Regions from separate parts of the Homo sapiens genome. Here region 1 is linked to region 2. A link is a loop called in an ENCODE intact Hi-C map of the cell type or tissue named here. Cell type or tissue: transverse colon. All regions are shown on one strand. Links, peaks and the distances in the headings refer to the core of each region. The heading gives the core; the rest is flanking DNA.

Region 1 (9,638 bases), core at 813-8,812, 290 kb after region 2:
CCAGAGCCTGAAGTGGGAAACAGCTTGGGAGGTGCAGCAGGAAGAGCCACCTGGTGGGAGAGGAGGGCCGTGGGGGAGGGGTTGGAGGTGGTGAGCAGGGTTGAAGTGGGAGGGCCAAGGCAAGGCCAGATCGTACATGCAGGGATCCAGGGAAATGAGTATGGATTTCAGCCAAAGTGAAATAGTAAGCCATTGGAAGGTTTTTTTTTAAACTTTATTAAGATAAAATTTACATACTGTAAAATTCTCCTAAGTGTACAATGCAATGATTTGTAGTAAATGCACAGCGATATTCCAGCATCACCATTATCCAGTTTTAGGATTTTTTTTATCACCCAAAAAAGTTTTGTTATGTAATTCTATTATTATTTAGAGACAGGATCCCATTCTGTTGCCCAGACTGGAGTACAGTGGTGCAATCATCGCTCACTGCAGCCTCGACTTCTTGGGCTCAAGCAGTCCTCCCACCTCAGCCTCCTGAGTAGCTGGGACTACAGGTGTGTACTACCACACCAGGCTAGTTTATTTATTTATTTTTAGATGGAGTCTCACTCTGTTGCCTAAGCTCGAGTGTAGATTGAAATGGCCTGATCTTGGCTCACTGCAACCTCAGCCTCCCAGGTTCAAGCGATTCTCCTGCCTCAGCCTCCTGAGTAGCTGGGATTACCGGGGTGTGCCAACACGCCCGGCTAATTTTTGTATTTTTAATAGACACAGGGTTTCACCATATTGGCCAGGCTGGTCTTGAACTCCTGACCTCAAGTGATCCACCCCCGTTGGCCTCCCAAAGTGTTAGGATTATAGGCGTGAGCCACTGTGCCCGGCCCGAAAGTCATTTTTGTAAAACTCTTAGGAAATGGAAACGTCAAAGGATCAATTTCTTCTGTCCGTGCTGTGTATAGTATCTGTTGTGTAAAGGGCTGGGAGGGCATTAACAGCATCCCAGAAACTGGCGTTGAGGTTCTGAGGGGCAGGAGATTCTGTCATAGGCTGCGTGTCTGGTAGGTGGCCCCCACGTCCAGTTGGGTACATTAGGGGTGCCCCTCATCCCATGTGGACTTGCAGGGTGGTGTGGGGGCTGCCAGCTGGGCAGACCAGACTCAAGCACGCTCACAGCCCAAGGTCCCTTCCACCAGCTAAGACCTGGACAAAACATCTCCAGGTGCCTCTTTTTTCTTTTTCTTCATTTTTTCTATTTAATTCAGCAAATATTTTTTAAACATTTCTATGTTCCAGGCTGTATAGTAGGAGCCAGGCACCTGAAGAGGAGCAAGACATCGTCTGTGCCCTAAAGTCATTCACAATCTGAAAATAGAGTTGACAAGCACACAAACGAAGCCAGAGTGAGCTGCCACAGAGCAGTGTAGGGAATGAGATGGGCAAGTAGGTGTGAGGAGGGGAGGAGGCTTCACAGAACAAGGGACAACCTTGGGGAATCTTTTTTTTTTTTTGAGACGGAGTCTCGCTCTGCCGCCCAGGTTGGAGTGCAGTGGCGCCATCTCAGCTCACTGCAAGCTCCGCCTCCCAGGTTCATGCCATTCTCCTGCCTCAGTCTGCCAAGTAGCTGGGACTACAGGTGTGTGCCACTACGCCCGGCTAATTTTTGTATTTTAGTAGAGAAGGGGTTTCACCATGTTGGTTGGCCAGGATGGTCTCAATCTCTTGACCTCGTGATCTGCCTGCCTCGGCCTCCCAAAGTGCTGGGATTACAGGTGTGAGCCACTGCCCCCAGCCAATCACGGGGAATCTTAAAGGACAAATCCAATTTAACCAGATTGGGGGTGGGGGCAGATTCGCAATTGCAAAAATGTGGAACCAGCCCAAATGCCAATCAATGAGTGGATAAACATCATATATATATGATGGAATACTACTCAGCCATAAAAAGAAATGAATGAATGGCATTCGCAGCCACCTGGATGGGATTGGAGACTATTATTCTAAGTGAAGTGACTCAGGAATGGGAGACCAGACATCACACGTTCTCACTCATAAGTGGGAGCCAAACTGTGAGGATGCAAAGGCATAAGAATGATACAATGGGGCCAGGCGCGGTGGCTCCCACTTGTAATCCTAGCATTTTGGGAAGCTGAGGTGGGTGGATCACCTGAAGTCAGGAGTTTGAGATTGGCCTGGTCAACATGGTGAAACCCCGTGTCTATTAAAAATACAAAAATTAGGCCAGGTGCAGTGGCACATACCTGTAATCCCAGCACTTCGGGAGGCTCAGTTGGGTGGATTGACTGAGCTCAGGAGTTCGAGACCAGTCTGGGAAGCACGGTGAAACCCCATCTCTGCTAAAGCACAAAAAATTAGCCAGGCGTGGCGGTGTGCACCTGTAGTCACAGCTACTCAGGAGGCTGAGGCAGGAGAATTGCTTGAAGCCGGGAGGCGGAGGTTGCAGTGAGCCCAGATCGCACCACTGCACTTCAGCCTGGGGGACAGAGCAAGACTCTGTTTCAAATAAACAAACAAACAAAAAAACCCCCAAAATTAGCCGGGTGTGGTGGCGCGTGCCTGTAATTCCAGCTACTCAGGAGGCTGAGGCACAAGAATTGCTTGAACCCAGCAGGCGGAGGTTGCGGTGAGCCGAGATCGCACCACCACTGCACTCCAGCCTCAAAAAAAAAAAAAAAGTTACAGTGGAATTTGGGAACTCGGGTGGGGAAGAATGGGAAGGAGGTGAGGGATAAAAGACTATAAATTGGTTTCAGTGTATACTGCTCAGGTCCTGGGTGTACCAAAATCTCTCAAATCACCACTCACGTAACCAAATACCACCTATTCCCCAAAAATCTATGGAAATAAAAAATGAGAAAGAAAGAGAATAGGTGAAGACCCAGAAAAAGCAAGGATACTGGTGGGACATTGCCCAAGTCAGTCTTCCTGGCTCTGGTGGGTGAGGGGGCAGAAGCTTAGCCACTGAGAGATGGGAGTGGGGAAGCAGTCATGAAAGGGTGGCTTGAACTCGCCCCAGCTCTCACCAATCCCTTCCCCGCCCTCTCTTGCTCTCTCAGACCTCATTCCAAGCAACAGTTCTGCAGATACTGTTCTCACAACTCCTTCACACTAAAGCTACATGATGGAGAAAGTCTTAACTCATTCCGTTTCCTGTGTATATTTACATCTTAAGAGGAAACACTTTCAACCAGGCATGGTGGCTCATGGCTGTAATCCCAGCAGAGGCAGGAGGATTGCTTGAGCCCAGGAGTTCCAGGCCAGCCTGGGCAACACACCAAGACCCCCGTCTCTTTAAAAAAAAAAAAAAAAAAAAAAGGGCCAGGCATGCTGGTTCATGCCTATAATCTCGGCTCTTTGGGACGCCAAGGCGGGTGGATCACCTGAGGTCAGGAGTTCGAGACCAGCCTGGCCAACATGGGGAAACACTGTCTCTACTAAAAATACAAAAATTAGCCGGGTGTGGTGGCACGTGCCTGTAATCCTAGCTACTCAAGAGGCTGAGGCAGGAGAACCGCTTGAACCCAGGAGGTGGCGGTTGTAGTGATCTGAGATTATGCTACTGCACTCCAGCGTGGGTGACAGAGTCAGATCCTGTCTCAAAAAAAAAAAGGAAAAACTTTAAGAACATGATGACTTAATGGAATTACTTGTTTACAGTAGGATTTTATACCTTGAGCCGGGAGCCGGAAGGAATGCACTTTTGACCAAGGATTGTGGCAGGGGCACATAGAGCCACCGTGGGCTGGGTGCTTCCACCAATGAGGGCCTCTCTCTCGGGGTGTGTATTTGGGGGGCAGGGAAAGAAGGCCTTGATGAAGCCCTGAGGTGGGGTTTGTGCCGGGGGAACCTGCTTTTCCATCCCTCTCTCATTTAACTCCAAGTCCCAAGCCTCCTTTCCTCCCTGTCTTCCTCCCACCCGCTCCAAACAATCTGCCTGTGACTGGTTTTTCTGCTCTCTGTGCTACTTGAACAGGAGGCTGTCAGGAGCTGTTCTGCTCCAACGAGGAGAACCATTGACTCATTTGTGGGTGCTCCTTGTCTTGACCTCGAGTTTTGTTTCAAGCCCTTTGGAGGGTTCCCTCTTTTTTTCTTTTGAGACAAGTTCTCGCACTGTCACCCAGGCTGGGATGCAATGGCATGATCATAGCTCACTGCAGCCTCAATCTCCCAAGTCTCAAGTGATCCTCCTGCCTCAGCCTCCCAAGTAGCTGGGACCACAGGCACGGGTCACCATGCCCAGCTGATTTTTGTGTTTTTTTGTGGAGATGGATTTTTCTCATGTTGCCCAGGCAGGTCTCCGAATCCTGAGCTCAGGCAATCCGCCCACCTCGGTCTCCCAAAGTGCTGGGATTCTAGGCATGAGCCACTGCGCCTGGTCATATGAGAGGGCATTTGAGCAGAGACTGGGGCAAAGTGGAGTGTGAGCCACGTGGATGTCAGGGGAAAAGTATTCAGAAAGATAGGAGAGCCTTGCAAGGGACGTGAACTCCATGTGGGCTGGATGTGTGTGCTGAGTGGATAAATTCCAGGGAGTTTTTGGGCTACAGTTGGGCTGTGGCATGCCACTGAGAAAGTTCTTTTTGTGTTTGTTTGTTTTTGCTTTTTTGAGATGGAGTCTTGCTCTGTCACCCAGGCTGGAGTGCAGTGGCATGATCTTCCCTCACGGCAGTCTCTGCCTCCCAGGTGCAAGCGATTCTCCTGCTTCAGTTTCCCTAGTAGCTGGGATTACAGGCGAGAGCCACCACGCATGGCTAATTTTTGTATTTTCAGTAGAGATGGGGTTTCACCATGTTAGCCAGGCTGGTCTTGAACTTCTGACCTCAAGAGATCCGCCCACCTTGAGAACGTTTTTTTTAATTTTCGGTTTCACATCGATCCTTTAAATAGAGGATCAGGCTGTGAACCAGGTCATCAGGACGGGTCATCTGCTTCCCCACGGGTGTGGTTGGGCTGCAGGGACCTTGTTGCTGAGACTAGGAACAGCTCCTTGAGGCAGGTGCTGCATTAGTTTCTGGGGCTGCTGTAGCAAGGTGCCATCAACTGGGAGGCTTAAACCACAGAAATGTATGGTCTCACCGTTCAGGAGTGCTGGGATTATAGGCATGAGCCAAGGATTGCCTTTCCTTGAAAGTGACTCATACGCTCCGCTTTCCTCCACAGTCATTTCACCCTCTCCCTGGTTTGGTAACTGAAGCCTTCTGAAATGAACCAGTGTCAGGCTCCAGTGAGGACTCCATCCCCAATTCAGGAAGCACAGAGGTGGAGCATAATCCCCCCAATTTGTTTATGTGCGGCTGACTTCTCTCAAGATGGTGTGCCTGTTTGGGAAAACTTTTGTTTGCAAGACAATGTGAAAGAAATCCTTAAAGCTCACAGACTGCTGGGTGGATATGACATTCTGGCCCTTGGTTCCCCCAAGAAAACAGCAACTTGCAGATAGCAAGTCAAACTTGTCAGCAGAATCCAGGGATGTTCCTCGAGGCCTGACAAGTTAAGAGCAATCATGGGAAGGCATTCAGAGGACCGCAGCAGAGGATCAGGTCAAGGGAAACCTACCTCCTAAAGGAAAGATCGAGAAGAACCATGCGCCCCACCACCCACCTGGGCTGCTCAGCTGGGCACAGAAGCAGCCAAGGATATTTTCATTCGGATGCTCACATATGACTGAGTTGCCACATGAGGATGATCCGTGGCGATTTTCCACCTTGAGGCAAAGCAGGACAATGCGTGTAAAGAGGTTTGCAGCCCCGGGACCGGGTTTTCAGCTGGTTTTTCTACCCCAAAGTCCAATGCGTGCAGGCTGTCATCAGCACCACAGACAGCACCAGAACCCATCATAATGTCCCAGAAGGTTTTATTGCTAAATTAGTGTCAGAGCTCCAGGGAACACATTCAGATATAGTCACACTGAGTCAGAGCTCGAGGGAAGAGCTGTAAGCTGGGAACCAGAGAACCGATGACAAGGCAGCGGCCTCTTCTGGCAGCTTCCGGAGGAGCCCCCACTTAATGGGACGTCATCACTTGAGGCAGCAGGTAACGTTTACTTGGCACTTAGTATGTTACGGGCACCATTTCCAGTATTCTAGAAACACAATACTCACAGCAGTGGAGGTAACATTGAGGTAGGGGCTGGGTTTTGTTTTTTTTTTGACTCCCACTCTGTTACCCAGGCTGGAGTGCAGTGGTGCAATCATACCTCACTGCAGCCTTGAACTCCTGGGCTCAAGTGATCCTCCCTCCTCAAGTGAGCCTCCCGAGTAGCTGGGACTACAGGTGTTCACTACTGCACCCAGTGAGGGTTGGTGGGGAGGTGTCTCGTTATGTTGCCCAGGCTGGTCTCGAACTTCTGAATCCAAGCGATCCTCCCACCTCAGCCTCCCAAAGTGCTGGGATTATAGGGGCGGGCCACTGTGCCCTTCCAAGGTAGGGGTTATTATTATCGCAATTTTACTGATGAGAAAACTGAGTCCCAGAGAAGTTGGTGACTGCTCAAGGACACAGACAGCTAGGACTTGAATTCAGGCAGCCTGGCCACAGAACCACACCATCAACCGCTATGCTATACTGTGTTTTGTAAAATGACATGATGGCCATGTGATGCAATGTAATGATACAGCAGAGTTTTGTGCTCAGGATGTAAAAATGAGTATGTGCTGCCTTTCAGGGTTATCTGTTGAGTTCTGGCTCATGACCTGAACTATTTTTTCCAAGACCCTTCCTTCTCCCACTGGGAAAGATACTATATTTGGTACCTGAACAAATAGCCTTTAAGATATCAGTTTATGGGTCTTTTTAGAATTTGTGGCTGGGTGCAGTGGCTCATGCCTGTAATCCCAGCACTTTGGGAGGACAAGGCAAGAGGATCACTTGAGGCCGGGAGTTCGAGACCAGCCAAGTCCATGTAGTGAGATCCCATCTCTACAAAAAATTTAAAAGTTAGCTTGGCATGGTGGCATACACCTGTTGTCCCAGCTACTCAGGAGGTGAGATGGGAAGATTGCTTGAGCCCAGGAGTTTGAGGCTGCAGTGAGCCTAGGTGACAGAGCAGGACCTCATCTATTAATTAAAAAAAAAAAAAAAGGAAAAAAGAAAAAAGAATTTGTGTTGAGTGGGATTGGAGAGTTGAAACAGACCAAGAGGTTGTCCAAGGTTGTCCTCAAAGCTGAGAAACAAGACTCAACCCTGGGTCAGTTGCAGTTGAACTTTATTCATCCGTTCACACCTGGGTCCCTCCCGGCCCCCACCTACCCTGGCCTTGCCTACTCAGGGCTTCCAAGATTGGGTGTCGGGGTGGCTTTGCTTATCCTCCAGATGCCTTCTTCCCAGGATGTGATCCGTGCCCTCCAGGATCTAAGGGATGAGGACTAAAGGGGTCTGTTCCTCCTCCAGGCAGCTGGCATGGAACCGTCCGTCTCAGCGGCTGCTTGGTGGTGGCGGTGTGGATGGGTGTGGCTCTCTGTTTGCTGGGGGGTATTCTGCCAGGATGTATAGGAAGCCACCCAGGGCTGCCACTGCTGTGGCTGTGTTGTGGGAGGAGCAGCCATCTAGGGGAGAGAGCCCCCATGAGTGCTGGGTGGCAAGAACCTTGGCCCTTTATTCAACACAGTCTCATTGAAAGTGCTTTTCAGCCAGACGCGGTGGCTCACACCTATAATCCCACACTTTGGGAGCCTGAGGTGGGCGGATCTCTTGAGATCAGGAGTTCGAGACCAGCATGAGCAACATGATGAAACCCTGTCTCTACTAAAAAAATATAAAAATTAGCCAGGTATGGTGGCACGCTCCTGTAGTCCCAGCTACTCGGGAGGATGAGGCAAGAGAATTGCTTGAACCCAGGAGGCAAAGGTTGCAGTGAGCCGAGATTGCGCCACTGTACTCCAGCCTGAGCAACAGAGCGAGAATCTGTCTCAAAAAAAAAAAAAGTGCTTTTCAGATGTCATTCCAGGCAACTTGCAAGACGCTGAGTGGGTGCTTCGGTGCTCCCTTAGGCCCCTTTTGCTGGGCCGGGTGCTCTTCCGCCAGCTGCTAAGGGCTCCCTTCTCTGGGAGGTATGTCCCTCCCAAATAACTTACCAATACAGGGATACAAAAGCCTGGCCACCTTGGCCCAGGGGGATGACTCTGGTGCAATTTATGCTCCAAGGCATTCCCCTCCCACCCCTGCGGGGGGATCTGGCCTGAGGCCGCATCCTGTCCAGCTCCTGCCTGGCTTAGCCTGCTTCCCTGACTTACGTACCTCAATAAACCCACGCACCGGAGTCCTGTCCCAGGTCCTGTGTAAGACCTTCTGAGATGGGGAAACTGAGGCTTGGGTAGCCGAGCTGAGCCCCTGGCCCTGGTGACTCCACAGCTCATTTCCTGACCCCAGTGGCCTTCCTCTTAGTTGCCTCTGGTCTGCCTGGTCCCGTGTGACCTCATGGCTCATGGAGTCAGAGTCTCAGGCCTGAGCACTTGCCTGAGATAATAACCCTTAGGTGTAGTTAGTTCTTTGAGCTCAAAGTGGGCTGCACGCCTCTAGTCTCACAATCTGTCTGCTTGTGGAAGGGAGCCAGGAATTCTTTCCTCCCTACCCAGAGACTTTGGGAAGGGGAGGGGACCCCAGCCAGGTCCGTTGAAGGGAGGGAGAATGCAGATTTCAAGGTGCCGAATGACTAACCCTGGCAGCTCATGCCTCTCAGTGGCCTACTGTATGCCAAATACAATGGGGAGGGCTTTGCACGATGATCAGTTGTTAGCCCCCAACAGTTTGGTGCCCATTTTACAGATGAGGAAAATGAGGCTCAGTGAGGTTGTGTGACTTTCGCAGCAAGTTAGAGGCAGAAGCGGGACTCGAACCCACACAACCTGACCTCAAACCCTGTGCTCCTAATCTCTACACCAGCTGCCTCCTGCTCCGTGGGCTTGTGTCATAAGTGCAAGAATCAGCACACCCCTCCTGGGCAGTTTTCTAGGCTGCTGGTCAACCTGGAGGTGTTCCAGGAAAGGCCTTGGGCTCTGGAATTTCTGTGGCTTCCGCTCCAGTCCCTAGGACAGTCCTCGTGTTGGGCTCTGGGGACGGGCAGCTGACCAGGTAGTACACAGCAGGCCCCTACCACCCTAGCCATAGGCAGCCCCAGCCCCTCTGTGTCATAAAGGCCTAGCTAGGGTAGGACCTCTGGAAGTCTCCTGGGAACTTCTCTCCCTTCTCCTGCGTGACTTTTGGTGGCAGCTACGAAACTGACTCACTGGATTTCTGCTTTCACTCTCTCCTGTCCACCTGTAGGTGGATGATGAGGCCACAGTGGGGTTGATGGAGAGATGTTTAGTTACTGGAATCATATACCCACATATGTTGGACATCCACTCTGTGAGCTGGCTATTCCATATCCCTTCCTGTTTTTGCCTGCACTTATTTATTTTTTATTTTATTTTATTTTATTTTATTATAATTATTTTTGAGACACAGTCTCACTCTGTCACCCAGGCTGGAGTGCAGTGGCACAATCTCAGCTCACTGCAACCTCTGTCTCCTGGGTTCAAGCAGATCTCCTGTCTCAGCCTTCCAGGTAGCGGGATTACAGGCATGCACCACCACGCCTGGCTAATTTTTGCATTTTTAGTAGAGATGGGGTTTCACCATGTTGGCCAGGCTGGTCTCAAACTTCTGACCTCAGGTGTTCCACCCGCCTTAGCCTCCCA
Region 2 (9,638 bases), core at 915-8,914:
CCCCTCAGCATCCTCATAATCACTGGTTTTAATGATTTCAGCAACTTGAAGCGTGGGATTTGGATGACATCCTTCAGAGTCTGGCGGGACAAGAAGACAACCAGGGAAATCGTGCACCTGGAACTGTGTGGTGGGCAGCTGACCACCGCCAAGTTCAAGGTCTGACCTTGAACACTGGAGCCCACGTGAATCCCCACAAGCAGCACCTTCCTGGGCCCCTCAGACACAGAGGGCTGCAGGCTGGTCACAGACAGTCCTGCAGCCCACACAAGTCTTCCCTGCTGGCCCCGCCCTAAACACTCATGCTGCCAGTCCCCAAAAGACTTCATTCATTCAACATATATGTGACCGCCTGCTACGTGCCAGGCGTGGGCCAGGTCCTAGGGACAAAGGAGAGGCCTCCGCACCCCACCCCATGACCCATACCTCCTCTTCCCCACCTCCCTGGGCCAGCCTGCCTTCCTTCTCCCTCCTCCTCCTTCCTGGGGGAAGGAAGCCCCACCTTCTGTGCGCAGTCAGCTCCTAAGCACGCTCCCGCTTCCCCTGGCCTCCCCATTTAAAAAGGGAGGCAAAGGATGTCACCACTGTCACTACACTCATGGCTTTGCTCTGGGAAGTCCTGCAAATAAAATGAAAGTTCTCCAACCCCTCCCTATCCACTCGGGCCACAAAGGCGAGGGGAGGCAGGTCTGAGGCAGAGGAGCCAGGGCAGGTGCGGCGCTTCCGCCTCTGGTCCCAAAGCAAAGACTCCCCTGTGACTGACAGCCCGTGTTATGTTAAATACATTTTGTTGGTTTGTAATTCAAATCCCATAAAGCAGGAGGTAGAGAGCCAACCATTCTGGAGGACATGTGTGTGCATGTGTATGTGTGTGTGTAACTGGCACTCCCTTTGTGGAGGGGAGTAGGGCAGAATGTATTCTTTTTTTTTTTTTTTTTTTTTTTTGAGACAGAGTTTCACTCTTGTTGCCCAAACTGGAGTGCAATGGCACGATCTCGGTTCACTGCAACCTCCACCTCCCGGGTTCAAGCGATTCTCCTGCCTCAGCCTCCTGAGTTGCTGGGATTACAGGCACGTGCCACCACGCCTGGCTAATTTTTTTTGTATTTTTAGTAGAAACGGGATTTCACCATGTTAGCCAGGCTGGTCTCGAACTCCTGACCTCAGGATCCGCCTGCCTCAGCCTCCCAAAGTGCTGGGATTACAGGCGTGAGCCACCGCGCTTGGCCGAATGTATTCTCTGTTTTAAAGGCACATAACCCTTTAATCAAGCTATTGCAATTAGAAAATCTGTCTTACACTCTGACTCTAGTAGGTAAAGATGTGTGTTCAGAGCTGTTTGCTGCAGTGTTGTTTAAAAATCTGAAAAGCTGGAAACAACCCATATTCAGGAGGAGTCCAGCTAGATCGTTTTAGCACAGAATACACTGCGGCTCGATGAGGGGATCTCCGTAGGTTAACGTGGAAGCATGTAATATACAAAGTGAAAAAAGTGAAGTTGAAAAAAAACCTATAGAGGATGACCCTATTTTTTTTTTAAGTCAACACACAGAACTGTTCATTATGATCACCTGTGACAAGTGGGACCGGGGTGTGAGGAAGTGGGATAAACTTAAAAATACGTCACTCCTACTTCACCAAGCCCTTGTGCCACAGGCCCTGCTCATAAAGATTCTGCCCCCCTCAGCCCTGCTGAGCTAGAGGTGGAGTCCTCAGAGGGCTGAGTAGGGAGAGGGCTGGGCGGGGGCAGTGGAGGAGCCTGAGGTCCATTCACATGTGGAGACCCCAGGGGTCCTGAGGCTCCAGCTGCTGTAAGTCACAAGTGGGCCAAGTCCCCACTAATCAGCCTCTCCTTTGGCCATCCTCAGACCGCATGGTGCCGAGCGCCCACAACAGGCTCATGGAACAGCTGGCCCTCCTGTGCACCACGCAGTCCAAGGCCTCTGCTTGTGCCCGGAAGGTGCCTGCCGACACTCCCCAGGACACCAAAGAGGCAGATTCAGGAAGCAGGTGGGACTTGTAGCCAGGCCCGGCTCCTGTGGTCCTTTAGAATGGCCCCATGGTTTTGTAGCACTGACTGGGCCTACCAAGGGCGGGGCACTCCATGTGCATTTTCTCAGTCACTCTCAAGCATCTGATCAGGCAGTCGCTCCAGTCATCCCCATTTTAGAGATGGGGAAACCAAGGCTCAGAGAGGTTGACTCTCTCTGGCCATAAATGGCAGGGCTGGGACTCAAGCCCTCAAGTACCTGCTCTTTCCCCAAACCCAACGGGAACCCTCCTTTCAATGGGAGGCCATGAGGCCTCCCTGAGAGTAGGAAGGTTATCATGTGACCCTGCCCCTCTGGCCACAGCTGATTGGTCCAGCTCTGGGCATGTGACCCCAGCTGCGGGATTTTTCAATCTCTGTGTCTCTGTGTAGGGGTGGAAGGGCAACAGCCACCTGTCCTGCCACAGGGAGAAAGGCAAGCTGCAGTGAAGCTGGGAGAGGCAGAGGTGGAGGCAGGGCCCCAGGGTCCCGTAAGGCCCCTCTATATGCCTGCCCTCCCCACACTTTGGTTGCTCCGCACTTGAGGAATCTGAGAACCAGTGAATCCCTTTTCACCTGACCAGCAGTGGGTTTCTGTGTCTGGAAACCAAAAGTACCTAACAGAAGTGGCTACACCTGGCTGGGCGCGGTGGCTCATGCCTATAATCCCGGCACTTTGGAAGGCCGAGGCAGGCAGATCACCTGATGTCAGGAGTTCGAGACCAGCCTGGCCAACATGGTGAAACCCCATCTCTACTAAAAACACAAAAAAATTTTCCAGGCATGTTGGTGCATGCCTGTAATCCCAGCTACTTGGGAGGCTGAGGCAGGAGAAATCTCTTGAACCCAGGAGGCGGAGGTTGCAGTGACCAAGATCATGCCACTGCAGTCCAGCCTGGGCGACAGAGCAAGACTCTGTCTCAAAAAAAAAAAAAAAAAGAAAAAGAAAAAGAAATGGAGAGAACTGCAGTGTTAACCATGGCAGCCATTAGCCGTGTGTGGCTACTAAACACCTAACGTGGTGAATGTGACTGAGGAACTGAATGTTTTATGCATTGGATTTAAACTGGCTTAAATGTAAACTTAGCCACTTGTGCCAAGTGGCTACACTTACCACAGATAGAGAGCATGTCCATCATGAGGGACGTTCTGTTGGCCAGTGGTGGCCTAAATCTCGCATGCTGTTCTGAAGAGTAAAAGAGCAAATGTGTTTAATGTGCCCGTCTGTAGAGAGTGGGCACTCACTGGGTGGCAGCCACGAGCACTGTGACTGGACAAACCCAGCGCAGGTCACAGAGTTATCACAGAGAACTGACTCCACAACACCTGCTTTTCTCATTTCAGATGTGCCTCAAGGAAGCAGGGCTCCCAGGCTGGGCCAGGCCCGCAGCTGGCCCAGGGCATGAGGCTTAACGCAGAGTCCCCCACCATCTTTATTGACCTGCGGCAGATGGAGCTACCAGACCACCTGTCCCCAGAAAGGTCCGGAGGGCAGTGACTACCCCATACCAGCCTCTACTTTGCAGAGTTGCCTGTTGACCGCACAGAGCCTCTGGTGGATCCTGATGGGGAGGAACAGGGACTTCAAAAGGCTTGGATCAATTCTCAATTGAAAAGTGCTGGCCTACAGTCCCCCTGGGTCCCTGCAGGGAGGGAAGAGGGGCATGAGGCACACCTCCTCGGGCTGGGCTCTATGCAATAGAGCCCAACACGTCTAGGCTGGAGGGCATCACCCACACCTGTCCTCACCTCCTGGCAGGACGTCCACCGGCCTCCAGTGTGGCTGCTGACCTCTTGCATTGGGTCACCAGCAAAGCCCGAGTGCTTCAAGCCCCAACAAGAGTTGGAACACCAGGTGGAGTGGGCACATCCAGAAACCCATTTCTCTCCCTGCAGCTCCAGCCACAGCTCCTCTGACAGTGAGGAGGAGGAGGAGGAAGAGATGGCAGCTCTGGGAGACGCAGAGGGGGCATCTCCTTCCTCCCTGGGGCTACGGTAACCACCCAGGGGCCTCTCGCCACCTGCAGATGTCCCACCTCTGCTTTCTGCAGCAAGCCCTCCACCTGGCACATTTACCGCCTGTGGTGAGGTCTTGCTGCACCCACCGCACAGGGTGAGGGGGACGGCACAGCTTTCATCATCCTGCCCACGTCCACTGGGTCCCAGCAGTGGCAGCAGTGATGGGCTGCCTGAATTGCATTCTTGCTCTGAAATGGGAGCTGGGCTCATCTGCTTTTCTCCTGTTTCAGTAAGGAGGGCTGGGAGGGGCGGCCCCCACGGGGTTGAGTGAATTTGGTCTCATTGTGTCACAGGACCTGTACCGGGAAAAGCCAGCTTCTCCAGCAGCTCAGGGCCTTTCAGAAGGGGACAGCCCAGCCCGAGCTGCCTGCCAGCAAGGGGCCCGCGGGTGGGAGGGCTCAGGCCCCTGAAGACACAGCTGGATCACGAACTGGGAGGAAGCAACACATGAAGCTCTGTGCCAAGGGGCAGAGCGCCCAGGCTCGACTCCCAAGAGGCAGGCCCAGAGCCCTGGGGGATGTTCCTGAGCCAGGGGCAGCCAGGGAGGCCCTGATGCCTCCTCTGGAGCAACTATAGCTGCCTCAGGTAGTGGGATCCCAGGAGTGGGCAGGGGCGGGCTGACTTGCCATGGACCCTGGGCCCCGGTGTCCCCTTGTTGTTCCTGCATTTCCACTAGCAGGGGCATTCCAGAGGCAGGGACCCTCAGACTTTGGACTGTTGCCCACCCTGTTAGAGCTCAGTCACAGGTGCATGAACTTAGAGGAAGGATGCAGATACAAATCTGTATGTAACCTGTGACAACAGCTTTGGGATAAAGGGGCCTGGTCCTCTGAGGGAGATGGGCAGGGACAGCAGGAGGACGGGGTGCTGCTCTCTGCGGGACTCTGAGGCTCTTCATCTTTCTCCAGTTCTGCATTTTTTTAAACAGGCATCTATTATTTCCATCAATAAGGTCTTTTTAAAAACCAAGTAAAACGTATTTAGAGGATTTTAGGGTTGAAAGAGACCTAAGCCTTATTTTCTGGCTTCCTGCATACTTGCTATTTTGGGCACCTAAATTAACACACGACACACACATGCCTACCCACACAGATCTAATACACGTGGTTTTTTCTCTTTTCGAGACGCAGCAGCTGGGACTACAGGTGCACACCACCATGTCCAGCTAATTTTTTTTTTTTTTTTTTTTGTAGAGATGGGGTCTCACGGTGTTGCCCAGGTTGGTCTGGAACTCCTCTCAATCCTCCTGCCTAGGCCTTCCACAGTGCTGGGATTATAGCACTGTGAGCTGCCAGCCTGGCTTTTAATGAACTTTTTGAAAGAGGAGTAACGAGAATTTGCTTTCTCTTTCTCTTCTTTACCTAAGATAGAAAGGCACACATAGATTCTCAAGGCCTTTGACCTTTATGAATCTAGACAGAATACTGGAAACCCCTGGAAATGCTGTCCTGTGTAGAATGGAGCAGCGGCCTCACTTGTTGATCACCAGCAAAAACTGGGGACATCTGCTTGCCCCCTGCCAAGACCCGGCCCCTCCACAGGACAAGCCTGGTCTTCCTGGGTCCTGTTCCTTTGCCAGCACCGTCTTGCAGCCCCGTCTTCACGGGATGCTTTTGTAACTGCTGTGATCAGCCCTGACCTGGGCACCTGTTTGTCTCCCCAACCTTGTCTCCAGGATGTGTCCTGCTGTCTGCCCCGTGGGAAGAGCAGAGAAATCATCACCACCTTGGGCCCCACGGTGCCACGGGCTCAGGCAGCACAGTAGGGCGCCGGGCCTTTGGGACAGTGTCCCAGCTTCCCCTGGGGTTCACCCCTGGCTGCCAGGCCACTGAGGATGGGCAGGGGTCTCTTCTCATCAAGCCTTGTACCAGGCAAAAGACAGGCCCTGCTTGGCCGTGGTCACTGGCCGCCAAGATCAGGGCTACAGATGTCTGCTCTCTGGACCCCACGTGATCTGGCCACTGGGGACCCCCACCCGACCCCACTCCCAATGATGAGGGGCATTTTCATTGCAAGTCAAAGGCAAGACAGGCTTCCATAAAGTCCCAGGAGGTCCCTCCTGTAGGGCACAAGGCCAGGCTGCCTCCCAGCCCCCAGGCCCTCTCCCACCTACAGAGACCCTCCCCTGCCCCCTCCACTCCGGGGCCTGTGCCGCCAGAACCGGGCTCTGCCCCCATACGCTGCCCTCGCAGCCTGGCGGCCTCCGCTGTGGCTGCCTAGCTGTCAAGAGCAAAGGCTTTTTTTTTCTTCAACCCCATTTTCTTCCATTTCTCCCACCTTTTTAATGCCAGTAACCTCACTGAGAATGTTTTACAGTGATGGAAAATAAACTCTGTTCCAAGTTCAACTCTGAATTACTGTGTCTGTCAAGGCAAGGGGAGTGAGGTAGGAAGTCAGACCTGCGTCCAAAGCTGGCTCTGCCACCTGGGCAAGGTTTTCACGCTCCCAGTGCCCAGTTCCTCCACCCACAGAAGGAGAATCATGGCCGGGCGCGGTGGCTCACGCCTGTAATCCCAGCACTTTGGGAGGCCGAGGTGGGTGGATCACAAGGTCGGGAGTTCAAGACCAGCCTGACCAACATGGAGAAACCCCATCTCTACTAAAAATACAAAAATTAGCCAGGCGTAGTGGTGCGCACCTGTAATCCCAGCTACTCAGGAGGCTGAGGCAGGAGAATCACTTGAACCTGGGAGGTGGAGGTTGTGGTGAGCCAAGATCGTGCCTTGCACTCCAGCCTGGGTAATGAAGTGAGACTGTGTCTCAAAACAAAACAAAAAAAGGAGACTAATGGGAGTCCCCCCTCACTGGACTGCATGAGATAACATCACAGCACACGCAGGCACCTGGGACTCACAGCTCCTACAAAACTCTCCCATCACGTGAGTGCTGAGGATGACGCCCATGAGATGGGGCCAAGCAGCAGGCAGCGACCATGAGATGGGGCCAAGCAGCAGCCAGTGGGAGGCCACAGCCTCGGCAGGGGGAGGGAAGTGGGCAGACCCCAACCACACTCCCCCAGAGGCCGCCACCTCCAGCACAGGCCTGGATATGAGAGAGGGGCCTGGGGGCTCAGGCTGCGCTGGGGAGATGGGTGTCAGCAACGCTGGGTGCTTTGCTAGCTCCTGGAGTGTGGCCTGGCCACATCTAGCTGGGTACCTCATGCCCCATGAGAGATCCCAGAGCTAGTCTAGAAGGTAAAAGCCGTCCCTCAACCAGGCAGCCCCATTCTGCAGACACAGGACAGAGCACACAGGGGCCAGAAGCAATGACTTAAAAAAAAAATTGTTTATTTTATCTGAGACAGGATCTCACTCTGTCTTCCAGGATGAGTGCAGTGGCACAATCACAGCTCACTGCAGCCTCAACTTCCTGGGCTCAAGTGATCCTCCAGCCTCAGCCTCTCAAGTAGCTGGGACTACAGGCACACCCCATCATGCCTGGCTAATTTTTTTTTTTTTTGTGTGGAGTCTCGTTCTATCACCAGGCTGGAGTACAACGGTGCGACCTCGGCTCACTGCAACCTCCGCCTCCCTGGTTCAAGTGATTCTCTTGCCTCAGCTTCCCGAGTAGCTGGGACTACAGGCACGTGCCACGCCACCATGCCTAGCTAATTTTTGTGTTTTTAGTAGAGATGGGGTTTCACCATGTTGGCCAGGATGGTCTCGATCTCCTGACCTTGTGATCCACCTGCCTCGGCCTCCCAAAGTGCTGGGATTACAAGCGTGAGCCACTGCACCTGGCTTTTTTTTTTTTTTTTTTTTTTTGGTAGGGAAGAGGTCTTTCTATATTGCCCAGGCTGCTCTTGAACTCCTGGGCTCAAGCAATCCACCCGCGTTGGCCTCCCAAAGTGCTAGGATTATAGGTGGGAGCCACTGTGCTCGGCCTCTGACACTAAATAATGTCAGTTAAGGGAATGAGAAAAAGGGCAGGTCACGCACCTGGAACCTGGGCTGTGCCAAAAGGTCAAATGTGCACGTATATACAGTGACTAGGTGACAAATGCAATGGAGCATCCCAGGCTGGGATGAAGGCCAAGGCCACCTACCTATGAGGAACAACCACTGCCTGGCTGGAACGTTCCAGAACCCAGTGGTTTCCATAGCTGCCCTACGACTTCCGAGATGACTAAACCCACCAAGGACTCTATCACACTGCTTGTCTTGGCCACTCACCCACCGTGGATGTGCACAGACCAGTGGCTCCCACGCAGCACAGGCCAGACAAAAGCTGGAAGGTGAAGGCTTCTTACCTTAGAAAGACAAAGTGGGGCAACCGTGGAAGGCCACATTCCAGACACTAAGGGGCCAGGAGCAAACGCAGCCCTGGGCCCCGGCCCTGGGGAGATGTCAGGCCCGTCACATCCCAGGCAACATGTCAGGAAGATGGAACTCAGGGGTGCTTTCCCGCCCCAGGTGTCTTCCGCCCTGCAGAGCAGCTATGGATCTGCAAAGGGGACTGGAATGCTGCAGAGCCCCGGGCTCCATTTGGAAACTCTGGCAGGATGAAGAAGCTGGAGACCACGTCCTGGGAAGGCTGGGGTACAGCAGGGCTCCCTGCAGCAGACGAGGGGTCCCTCAAATTCATGTGCACCCAGACCTCAGAATGTGACCTTATTTGGAAACACGGGTTTTGATGATATAATTAGTTAAGATGAGGTCACAGTGTATTGGGGGACCCTAAACCCAGTGAGTGGTGGCCCTACCAAAAAAGAGACTGGGCATGGCGGCACACACCTGTAACCCCAGCTACTCAGGAGGATGAGGCAGGAGGAACACTTGAGCCCAGGGATTCGAGGCTGCAGTGAGCTATGATCATGGCACTGTATTCCCGCCTGGGGGACACAGCAAGGCCCCGTCTCAAAAAAAAAAGGGGGGGGGAGCAGGTGGGGGGTACACACAGAGACAGCGCACAGGGTCACAGACACACAGGAGAGGGGTTGGGACGTGGGGATGAGGCTGTATGCCAGCAGCCACTGGATGCTGGAGGCAGCTGATGGACCCTCCCAGGCCCTTCAGGAGCCAGCCCCACGAACACCTTGAGTGTCGGCTTCTGGCCTCCTGAGTGTGTCTCTGTGGCTGAAGCCCCTGCTCTGTGTCACCTGTTCTGGCTGCCACTGGACACTCAGAGCCTGTCCTTGCCCTTGTTCTGCACCCAGTGCCCAGCTTCCTCTGCGGCCTGGGCATCCCAAATGTCCCCTGCTGGCCTCATACTGGGCCATGGGAGGAAACGGGCAGCTGGCAATGCTTTCGGACCAGGCTGTCTAGCAGTTTCCTGAATTCTGTGCCCAGGGATGAGAGTCCTGGAAAGGGAGTTTCAGGCCTGGTGATCAGGCTTTGGCACCGGGGCCTCCAGGAGCCACCGGCTGGAGCGTCGGCAAGGAGCCTGCCCCCATGTGGGTCCGCTGGTGCTTGTGCAGGTCGGTGCCCCGGCGGAAGCCCCGGCCACAGGCCGGGCAGGTGTAGGGCTTCTCACCTGTGTGCGTCCGGCGGTGGGCGCTGAAGTGCGAGCTGTTGTTGAAGCGCTTCCCGCACTGGGTGCAGGCATAGGGCCGCTCCCCGCTGTGTGTCCTGCGGTGGATGACCAGGCTGGA

What was found. Hi-C counts contacts between places; a loop is a spot of excess contacts. Peaks named below come from ENCODE experiments on the same cell type or tissue, not always from the same donor. Only the 100,000 strongest peaks of a DNase experiment are listed, where the experiment ranks them.
Region 1: a loop joins it to region 2, with 7 times the contacts of the local background. A loop is called at or near these places in 3 of 110 quality-filtered maps.

What each region holds. Positions count from the first base shown.
Region 1 is chr16:5,036,974-5,046,611 of GRCh38, forward strand. It overlaps C16orf89 (chromosome 16 open reading frame 89), which reads right to left. Exons shown (of 8, transcript NM_001098514.3): 8 at 7,149-7,505. The coding sequence ends at 7,375. It overlaps NAGPA-AS1 (NAGPA antisense RNA 1), which reads left to right. Exons shown (of 2, transcript NR_038913.1): 2 at 5,122-5,998. Among named protein-coding and RNA genes, the nearest start is that of NAGPA, 7.9 kb to the left of the region's middle. In transverse colon, for the core only: no CTCF peak of the experiment used is centred there; no DNase peak of the experiment used is centred there; H3K27me3 peaks cover 447 bases.
Region 2 is chr16:4,743,002-4,752,639 of GRCh38, forward strand. It overlaps DNAAF8 (dynein axonemal assembly factor 8), which reads left to right. Exons shown (of 10, transcript NM_139170.3): 5 at 42-159; 6 at 1,869-2,010; 7 at 3,374-3,511; 8 at 3,926-4,024; 9 at 4,342-4,633; 10 at 5,724-6,395. The coding sequence ends at 4,624. It overlaps ZNF500 (zinc finger protein 500), which reads right to left. Exons shown (of 6, transcript NM_021646.4): 6 at 5,238-9,638. The coding sequence ends at 9,375. Among named protein-coding and RNA genes, the nearest start is that of DNAAF8, 13 kb to the left of the region's middle. In transverse colon, for the core only: no CTCF peak of the experiment used is centred there; no DNase peak of the experiment used is centred there; H3K4me3 peaks cover 236 bases; H3K27ac peaks cover 744 bases.